Regions from separate parts of the Homo sapiens genome. Here region 2 is linked to region 1. The links are chromatin contacts, found by Hi-C or POLR2A ChIA-PET in ENCODE. All regions are on one chromosome and are shown on one strand. Each heading gives the region's core, a stretch centred on a gene start or an enhancer-like site at or near the end of the contact. The rest is flanking DNA. Distances are from core to core; before and after follow the strand shown. Region 1 has its middle 27 kb from the start of PDCD4-AS1. Region 2 overlaps RBM20 (RNA binding motif protein 20).

Evidence for each region. Hi-C counts contacts between places; a loop is a spot of excess contacts on that map. ChIA-PET counts read pairs that join two places held with the same protein, here RNA polymerase II (POLR2A). Pooled maps may share reads with other maps.
Region 2: a loop to region 1 is called in a pooled map, with 2.1 times the contacts of the local background. The contact joins two enhancer-like sites. A Hi-C loop is called at or near these places in 1 of 50 pooled maps. POLR2A ChIA-PET finds 5 or more read pairs at or near these places in 4 of 52 experiments (OCI-LY7, WTC11, activated T-cell and 1 more).

What each region holds. Positions count from the first base shown.
Region 1 is chr10:110,841,283-110,845,862 of GRCh38, forward strand. No RefSeq gene overlaps it. Among named protein-coding and RNA genes, the nearest start is that of PDCD4-AS1, 27 kb to the right of the region's middle. RefSeq lists enhancers at 1,276-1,345, 1,416-1,495, 1,626-1,685, 1,756-1,825, 1,836-1,895 and 2 more. Within about 2 kb of position 1,914, at least 10 of the 41 ENCODE cell types and tissues checked have a DNase peak (open chromatin) inside an H3K27ac peak, as active enhancers do; they include OCI-LY7, where a contact is called at or near this core.
Region 2 is chr10:110,722,191-110,726,770 of GRCh38, forward strand. The region is part of intron 1 of RBM20 (RNA binding motif protein 20); the gene reads left to right. Among named protein-coding and RNA genes, the nearest start is that of RBM20, 80 kb to the left of the region's middle. Within about 2 kb of position 2,467, at least 2 of the 41 ENCODE cell types and tissues checked have a DNase peak (open chromatin) inside an H3K27ac peak, as active enhancers do; they include OCI-LY7, where a contact is called at or near this core.

The DNA of each region.
Region 1 (4,580 bases), core at 664-3,163:
CATCCTCCTGCTTCAGCCTCCCAAATAGCTGGGACTACAGGCATGTGCCACCACCTCTGGCTAACTTTTTTTTGTAGAGATAGGGTTTCACTATGTTGCCCAGGCTAGTTTCAAACTCCTGGGCTCAAGCAATCCACCCACCTCAGCCTCCCAAAATGTTGGGATTACAGGCATGAACCATCAAACCTGGCAACAGCAACTGTTAACTGCCCTCTTAGGCAGTGGTTGGACATCTGGGCTCAACCCTGTCAACTCCCCATTCTCTTTTCCCACAATGGCAGTCATATAAAGGTGCCTATCCTGAGTGAAATTCCAAGCATGTTGGAGCAGGATGGCCCCAGAGACCCCCAAGCCTCTGCTCTTCCTTTTACAAGCCAGAAAACAGGCCCAGAGAAGAGAGGTGACTTGTTTGAGGCAACACAGCTTATTGGTATAGGGCCAAGACTAGAATCCAGATCCCTTGAGTCTTGCTGGGGCTACTTGGAGAGTTTATGATATTTCGATTACATTATCGTGTGAATTTTCCAGGTCTGGTCCTAGCTGGACTTTGGCACTCAGCAAGGGACTCAAGAGAAATCATGGATTCTCATGCTTTGGGTGCATCAGCCGCACCTGGTGAGCTTGCTAAAAATGCATATTCCTGGCGCCCCCATGGAGATTCTGACTCATTAGGTCACGGGGAGGACCCAGGCATTTGCATCTTAGCAAGCCTGGGGGGTAATTCAATGCAGGTGCAGTCCACCGATGACACTTAGAGAAACACTGCCCTAGATGTCAACCAGGGACTTCCCCAGTAGCTCCTGGAATAGAAGCAGCATTTATTTTACTGGGTGGTAGGGCCATTGAAGGTAGGGGCACTTTAGTGTGAAAAAGGCTTGACAGTAGGAGGCAGAGAAAAGGAGACCAGCATGGCCATGGCAGAAGGGGCTGGTGGCAGCTGGTGGGTGGGGGAGGCGGCGAAGGATGGGGGTGGGAGCGTGTCACAGTCATCGAACTGGGTTTGGGAGCATGTGTTATGATTTTTAGTTGGGTTCGTACTTACTGTGCTCAGGCAAAAGTCAATTTTCCAATGCTGTCTTTATCTTTGTTAATGGCTGGAAGTGTTGTGGTTATTAAACAGCTCCTCGAGATCTGATGGAAGCCCTGCTGCTGAAGACAGAGAGCTGTGTGGAGTCAGCAATCCTTACTCAGAGGAGAAACAAGGAACAGGGCCACTGCCCAGGGCCGCGTTGCTGTCAGCGAGGAACTCTGGGGTCACACACACTTTCTCTCCCTCTTCCACAAGACACTACTGCTGTCAGCTCGGCCCTGCTGATTCCTGAGTCCCCCTGCATGGCACACTTAGTGTACTCCATAGGGGCACTGTCTCTTGGCCTCTTCACAACTGGAGAAGCAGGTACTGTTATTCTCCCCATTTCATAGATGGAAAATGAGGCTCCGAGAGACAAAGTGGTTTGTCAAGGGTCAGACGACCAGTAAGTGGCAGAGTTGGGATTCAAACCCAGGTCCACATGACTGTCAAACCACACTCTTAGCCACTATTCTCCACTGCCTACCTCCTGTTCCTGCCTCTCCCTAAAGCCTCTAGACTCTGGGTCTGCCCAGAGCTGCTTGGATAAATTAGAAAGTCTAATTTAGCAATACTGCAGTTACCTATGGCTGAATTCCTGATTGTTAAATTCCAGAAACTGATTTCTCCAGTACCTCTCCTCCCTGGAAAGTAAAGAAAGGCCTCCACCCACAGCACTATACCCAGAGAAATACTGTTTCTTCCTTCTTCTCACTTGGGAGAATATTCCAGGGGAGCTGAGTCTGAGGGCAAGAGAGGAAGGAGGGCCCCGGGGGCTGCTCAAGTTCCTCCTGTTTCAGGGAGGAGAAGAAAGAGAAGCAGCTTGCTTTCTGCTCTCAGGGGACTTGGGGACAAAGGGGAGTGATCAAAAGGGGATTTCCCACAGCCCCAAAATGCTAGCCGGATTGCACTTGTGACCTCTCCTTCCTGAGTGAAACTAGATTGTTGACTTGCCTGCCACCTGTTTCCAACATGGAGTAGAGATGTTGCACATACATGATGCCATGTGTCCAGATTAAGACAACAAAAAATTATAAACAAGGATTGAAGAAAGTTGGAGGCAGCAAATATATGGTCTGTAAGGGCTCATACAGCAAGAGATGTGACTAGAAGCCTCCTGGGAGCCAAGGCAGAAAGAAAAAAAAAAAAAACATGCTCTGTCCTTAGGCTGGAGAGAGCATTCCAGGTTATCTGGGGAGATTGTTCTACTTGACTCTATATTCTGGAATAATTCTCCTGAGGGACAGTACAGAGGTACTGAGAGGTGTTGGAAAAATCCTTAGGGAGCTCACAGCCCAACATTGGAGAAGAGCATAGTGGGAGCGGGGACACTGGGATGGCTTCTGGTCTGTGTGAACTGGTTCCTGATGTTGGGGCAACACCTCCCAGTGTCCGAAGGCCTGATCCTTGCTCACACCTGCCCAGCCACCTGAGAGTGAGTATGCTGGCTGGAGTTCATGAATTTTTGTTTGGGTTTATTTTCAAGCTCTGTTTTTCAAATTTCTCTGTTAAGTGGCTGAACTTCCAGGAACCAGTGTTCACAGGCCAAGGAGGAGGCCACCATCATCTCTACTACCTGAGTGCCCTGCCACACCCACCTGACAATAGAGAGCTCTAGGGTGGGGCCCCTGCTCTTTGGATTGTTGGGGGAAATAAACCTCTCCAGCATTTATTCTTTGGGGTTACCCCAAACGGATGACCACAGCCAGGAGGGAACAAAGCCTGACTGGGAAGTGCTGATTCTCTCTGGCAGTTTGGGAACTTCCCCTCAAACCTGTCTGATAAGGAGCGGCCTAGGGAGGAGGGGTGCAAAAGGTGTGCCCCGTTTGCCCGTGAGATCTCTCACCATCACTGTATGCAAGCCTAGGAAGAACAGAGCTTTCTGGCTCAGGGACAGATCTCCATGCTGGGAATCAGGACCTTGAGTTCCTGGGTCAAATCCACAATGAACTCATTCTGAGATGTAGGCAAATGTTTACCTTCTGTTGCTTCGGTTTTCCCATCTGTGCATTTGATGTGTGCCTTGTGCGTGCCAGAGGTTTTTGGGAAGAAAATAAGAGTGGAGACTTGCTGTCAATCACAAGGTGGGGGGTGGTCACTTCTCTACCTGAATCTCCCACATGGGCCTGTGGGGAGCTATGGTCCTTATTACCATCCTCCTGCCCCCAGCAGGGGAGCCTACCCATGAGGCAGGCTTGCTTGGGGTCGGCCAGCCTGGTCTCTGTGGTTTTTGTCTCCTGGGCTCCTCGTATGGCTTAGCTTGGCCCTCCACCGACCCTACTTAATCTTGCCTCCTCTCCACCCACCTTCTCACCCCCACAGCCTCCATTTGTGGTTCAGCTATGCTCAGTGCCTCGGGGGTTCCCAAATAGGCCCCTTCCAGCTCCTTGATTTTGTAAATGGTTTTCCCACTGCTAGGAATACCTTTTGGCCCTTTCTGTCTACCTGGAAACTACGACTTTTTTTTTTTAACATTCTACTTAGGTGTTGTCTTCTTTACGAAGCCTTCCTTGACTTCTCTGACCTCCCTGCAGGTATTGCTGGTCCCCCACTGTGTCCCAGAACACTTTGTACCCCTAGCCCAGACACACACACAAAGGCCCCTCTTTTTTTTTTTTCTTTTTTTTTTGAGGCGGAGTCTCACTCTGTCACCCAGGCTGGAGTGCAGTGGTGCCATCTTGGCTCACTGCAAGCTCCGCCTCCCGGGTTCACGCCATTCTCCTGCCTCAGCCTCCCGAGTAGCTGGGACCACAGGTGCCCGCCACCACGCCTGGCTAATTTTTTGTATTTTTAGTAGAGACGGGGTTTCACCATTTTAGCCAGGATGGTCTCGATCTCCTGATCTCGTGATCTGCCAGCCTTGGCCTCCCAAGAGGCCCCTCTTTTATAGCCCTTATCATGTTTCCTTGTTATCTGTTTATAGATTTGCCTCTGCAGTAGTCATTGAGTCTCCAAGGTCAAGAAGTGTATCCTGCTTCCCCTGTGCACACTGGTATCCCCACTACAGAGCAGATACCAGTGAATGTTAGTTGAAGGACTAAGTTATCTGTTGCTCACTTCTGGGACTTGCTGGAGCAACAGAGACCTGAGTCCTAAGTCTCTGCCCAGTCACACACTGCCCAGGTACCAACCCATGGTACCTCTGCCCAAGTACCATGAGGACTGGCACAGCTGGCTGGCTCTAGGAGCAGGGTGGGTCCTTGGAGCAGTGCCAGGGAGCACCCTACCCGCCCACCACCTTCCCTCCCCCTACCCATCCTTCCCTTCCCTGGTCCCCCTACCCCAGGGCTGGCAGTTGGCTCTGAAAGTGGATAACACAGCCCTGCTTATGTTGCCCAAAGCTTGGCCTTTTAACAGCTGGCTTCTTCTATAGCCACAGAGCCAGGGCTCCTGTGTAGGCTGCATCTCTGTGTCCCCAGGGGCATCTCCTCCCCAAACCTGTCTGTCCTCACTCTGCACCTCCACCTAGCCAGGCCCACCCAGTTCTCTAGGACCTTCCCAGGCAGAGCTG
Region 2 (4,580 bases), core at 1,217-3,716, 120 kb before region 1:
AAATGATTAATGGGAAGATGTATTTCAAGAACAACAGCAGGCATTTTTAAATTAATTTTTAAATAGACTTTATTTTTTAGAGAAGTTTTAAGTTCACAACAAAATTGAGAGGAAGGTACAGAGATTTCCCATCCACCCCCTCCCTCACACATGCACAACCTCCCCCATTATCAGCATCCCCCAGCAGAGTGGTACAGTTATTACAGTTGATGAACCTGCATGAAGCATTGTGATCACTCAGAGTCCGTAGTTTACAGTGGGGAGCATCCTTGGTGTTGTGTATTCTGTGGGTTCGAACAAATGTGTAATGACATGTATCTACCATTATAATATCCTACAGAGTAGTTTCACTGCCCTAGTGAAAATTAAAATTTAATTACACAAATAATAGATGAATGCATGCTCCTTTAAAATATTAAAACATTACACATAAAGCTAAAGTCTCTTTTTTCCACCACTCTCAAACTCAGATCTTGCCCCAGAATTAGTCACTGTTATCAGCTTGTTTGTATGCTTCTATTTGTGCCCCAGGTAACCTTGGAGGATAGAGTGATGATACTAATTACATCTCTGATACCATTGACAAAGGAGCTCTAGGGCTAGGACATATACTGGGGACTTCATATGATTCTCCCAGTGGGCTGAGCATGGTGGCTTAAACCTGTAATCCCAGCACTTTGAGAGGCTGAGGCAGGCAGATCACTTGGGGTCAGGAGTTTGAGATTAGCCTGGCCAAAAAGGCAAAACTCTGTCTCTACTAAAAATATATAAATTAGCCGGGCGTTGTGGCATGCACCTGTAATCCCAGCTACTTGGGAGGCTGAGGCAGGAGAATTGCTTGAACCCAGGAGGCAGAGGTTGCAGTGAGCCGAGATCACCTCACTGCACTCCAGCCTGGGCGCCAGAGCGAGACTCCATCTAAAAAAAAAAAAAAAAAAATCATCCCAGCAACCCTATAAGGTAGGAGGTGGGTACTGTTTTGTTAATAACAGCTTTGATGAGATGTAAGTCACATATCATGAAATTCACCATTTAAAAATATACAAGTAAACGGTTATATATTCACAGAGCTGTAATTCATCACCACTAATTCCAGAATATTTTTATACCCCCAAAAGAAACTGCGTACCCATTAGCAGTCACTCCCCATCCCTTCCCTTTCCCCTTCCCTCATCCTCTGGCAACCACTAAACTATTTCCTGTCTGTGTGGATTTGCCTCATCTGGACATTTCATATAAATGGGATAATGTAGGAGTGGAATTGCTGGGTCATATGGTAACTTCAGATGTAACATTTTGAGGAGCATCCAAACTGTTTTCCAACGTGGCTACACCATTTTACACCAATGCCACTAACAATGAATGAGGATTCCAATTTTTCCACATTCTTGCAGCACTTATTATCATCTTTTTGATTTCAGCCATTCTAGTGGATATGAAGGGGAAACTCATTGTGGTTTTGATTTGCATTTCCTTAGTGACTAACAATGTTGAACATCTTCTCATGTGCTTAATGGCCATTTGCATGTCTTCTCTGGAGACACATCTATTCAAATCCTTTGCCTATTTTTAATTGGGTTATGGGTCTTTATTGTTGAGGTTTTTTAACCCTGTTGTACAGATGAGCACGGCCCTTCCTCTGTGGCAGTGCACAGGGAAGGCAGAATTATTGTGATTTTCAGTTCATATGAAATTCCTTAAGTGTTGGGCTTGAGTTTTACTTCAATTATAGGCTTATCTTTTCTTCCATGTCTAAATAATAATAGTATTCATTTGTTAGTAGATGACAGACACTGTATTCTAAACACTCTACTATTCTAAACAACTCTGCAGAAACTGAGGCTCAGAAAGGTTACATTACTAGCCAAAAGTTACCGGGTAAGAGACCAAGCCAGGGTCCAAGTCAGGTCTATTGACTTCAGGGCTTGTATTCTGAAGTCAATACTTAGCCATCAAAAGAGACAAACAAATCCCGTCTGCCAGTGTGTGTGCAGAACCCGTTTGTCTCTGTGGCAGTGGTAAAACAAATGACCAAACAAAACAAAACTGATGCTGTGATGCTGGACCTTCAAGCTAGTGATGCTTCAGAATACACCACACCAGACTACCTGTAAAACATCTGCTCCAACAGGTTGCAGGCTGCTCAGGTTGAAATTGCTCCAAGCTGGGAGCTGCAGAACTGAAGTAGCCTTTCAGCAAAATTGTGACTTCTTTGTTGAGAGAGGAAGTCTGAAGATGTTTCCTGGGGCCTCACCTCTTACCTGCTATTTCCTGAGAGTGCTTCGTCAAGATTTTCTCAGTTCTGTTTCTGGAGACAGAGCAGGAACCATTGACTTGAATCACGTTAGCACTGTGAGTGGGGAGAAGCATTGACTCCCTGGCTTCTCCCCACAAAGAGTCACCTTGACAGGCCCAGTAATATCCCTGCAGCCATGGGCGTGCTGGGCCATATCGTTGCCCTGGTGGAGGTCTGGCACAAGACTCAGGGAGGGGACATTCTTTCTCTGAAGCCAAAGCAGATGTTTTCACTTCATCTGGGGATGAATCATCTGGGGAATGAGAACAGTAGGCAAGGAAGGCAGGATCACCATTATCACAGGAGATGCTTTATCCGGCACCTACTGTAAGTGTACCAGGTTTCTTGAGGCAGTGCCTGGAAACCTTGATCCTGGTCTGCCTGCATCCCCCTCAGGAACTTGACTGCTTGGGCTCTGACTGCATGCCTACCATGTGTCAGGTCTTCGAGGAGGAGTCCCAGTCCTCAAGGAGTTTAAAGTTTTGGGTAGAGAAACGTGTGGATTGCCAAGTTACTGCAAAGTGGACTGTGATAAACACTGTCACTGAGCTCTATTAAGCAAGTGACACCACTCCATGAACTTGGATGATCATAGCTCTTTCCCATCTACACAGCAGGTTAATCATTCTCACCCTGTGTAATTCACAAGAATGACTCGGGAGTAAATGAGACCAAGAATGTGCCAGAGTTGAGTGTACTAGTGGTGCTAACATTTTGGAATCAGAGATCCCTTTCAAAGGCTGATGAAAGCTTTGGACTTTCACCTCAGAAAAATTACTCTGGAGCGTGCGCTTATATGACTTTGCAAACAGTTTCAATTTCATGGTTTTTATGAACATCCTGAAACCCATCCATGGACCCTTGTGGGGGACCTGTAGGTCAATAACGCCTGTTTCGGTGCTTGTTCCCTGAAGGATGTTTTAAAAGTCCCAGATAAATTCACATTACTATTATTAGGAATCCTATGTTTCTCAGTTACTTCTATGTTAAAAATCTTTCTCCTAAACAATTATTTGCTAAATATCCCTTATAACTAGGTATTATTTAGATTGATGAACTTTAAGGATAAAGCAAAAGCAAGACAATCTGATTGGCCAGATTTGTCTTCTGTTTTGTGTACATGTATAACATAAAATGGAAAACAATTGCAGAGGTGCAGGCTTTAAAAAAATACAGAAACAGAGCACATCAACCTGGATTTTAGGTGTGACATCTTGCTTGGTTGTGTATTTCAGGGGCTGCAGAGCTCACAAAGCTATTGCGGGGAGGCAGCGTTAAATCTGTTGCTCTTGTAAAACCAATTGTATGGCATATAGCTGGGGTGGCGTGTGTATAGGAAGCTGAGAGCATTGGTCACGCCAGTTCTCTGAGACGGGAGGCAGGATTGACAGCCACAGCTTGGCCTCTGTGCTGGGGGTGGAATCTGCTGCGTGTGCAGCCTCCTTCCTGCCCCCCTCCCCCGACCCCATCCTGGCAGGCAGTGGTGCTGAGCAGATGGACCCCATCCCCATCTTGGGGGCAGATGTGCTGCTGACTGCCCCATCTGCCCACTCCTGCTTTACCTCTCCCTCTCTCTGGGCACCTGCCTCCTTGCTCCCCTGACGCAGCCCCTCTGCCGGCCTCTCCCTCTCAGTGGAATGTTCTGTCCCAGGAGGCATTGCATCACTGCTGACCAGCCTCCTGCTCCTGATGACTGGTTTGGCTCTGACCACGAAAGGGCTCAGGTTTGGGTTTCAGGGCTGCTGTGGGTGTCTCTGTCCTAGGTGGCCTGTCTCAGAGTTGGAGATGGTAAGGTCATGATACCACCCAGCATCTCTACAGCATCATATTTTCTCCGTACTAGAGCACTTTCTAAGGTCTCCCCTATCCTCTCATGGCATGGGTTACTGTTCCAAGCATCAGCAATGAGTGAGGCCCTCTATTCACTTGCCTGTCACTCTCAGGGTAGCAGATGGAGGCAGTATTACTCTGCACCCAATGAGAGTTTCACTGGTGCATAGCTTGGTGATTAACCCCAGTTCCTCTACCCACTGGATATGGGATCATGATCAAGTGATGGCCCTCTAAGCTACTCAGTGTCTTTGTCTGTGAGGTGGGACTAACACCCGCTTCTTTGGTTTTTGAGGATTAAATGACATTGTAGAAAAACTACAAAGTTTGGGGTCCTCAAAACCACTTCCACTTCTGATGCCAGTTGCAGGTTCAAGGGTCTCCAAGACCACATTCAGGTGTTAGAAAGTCCTACAGCACTTACTGAAAGTGGTTATAATCAAAGTTATGGTTT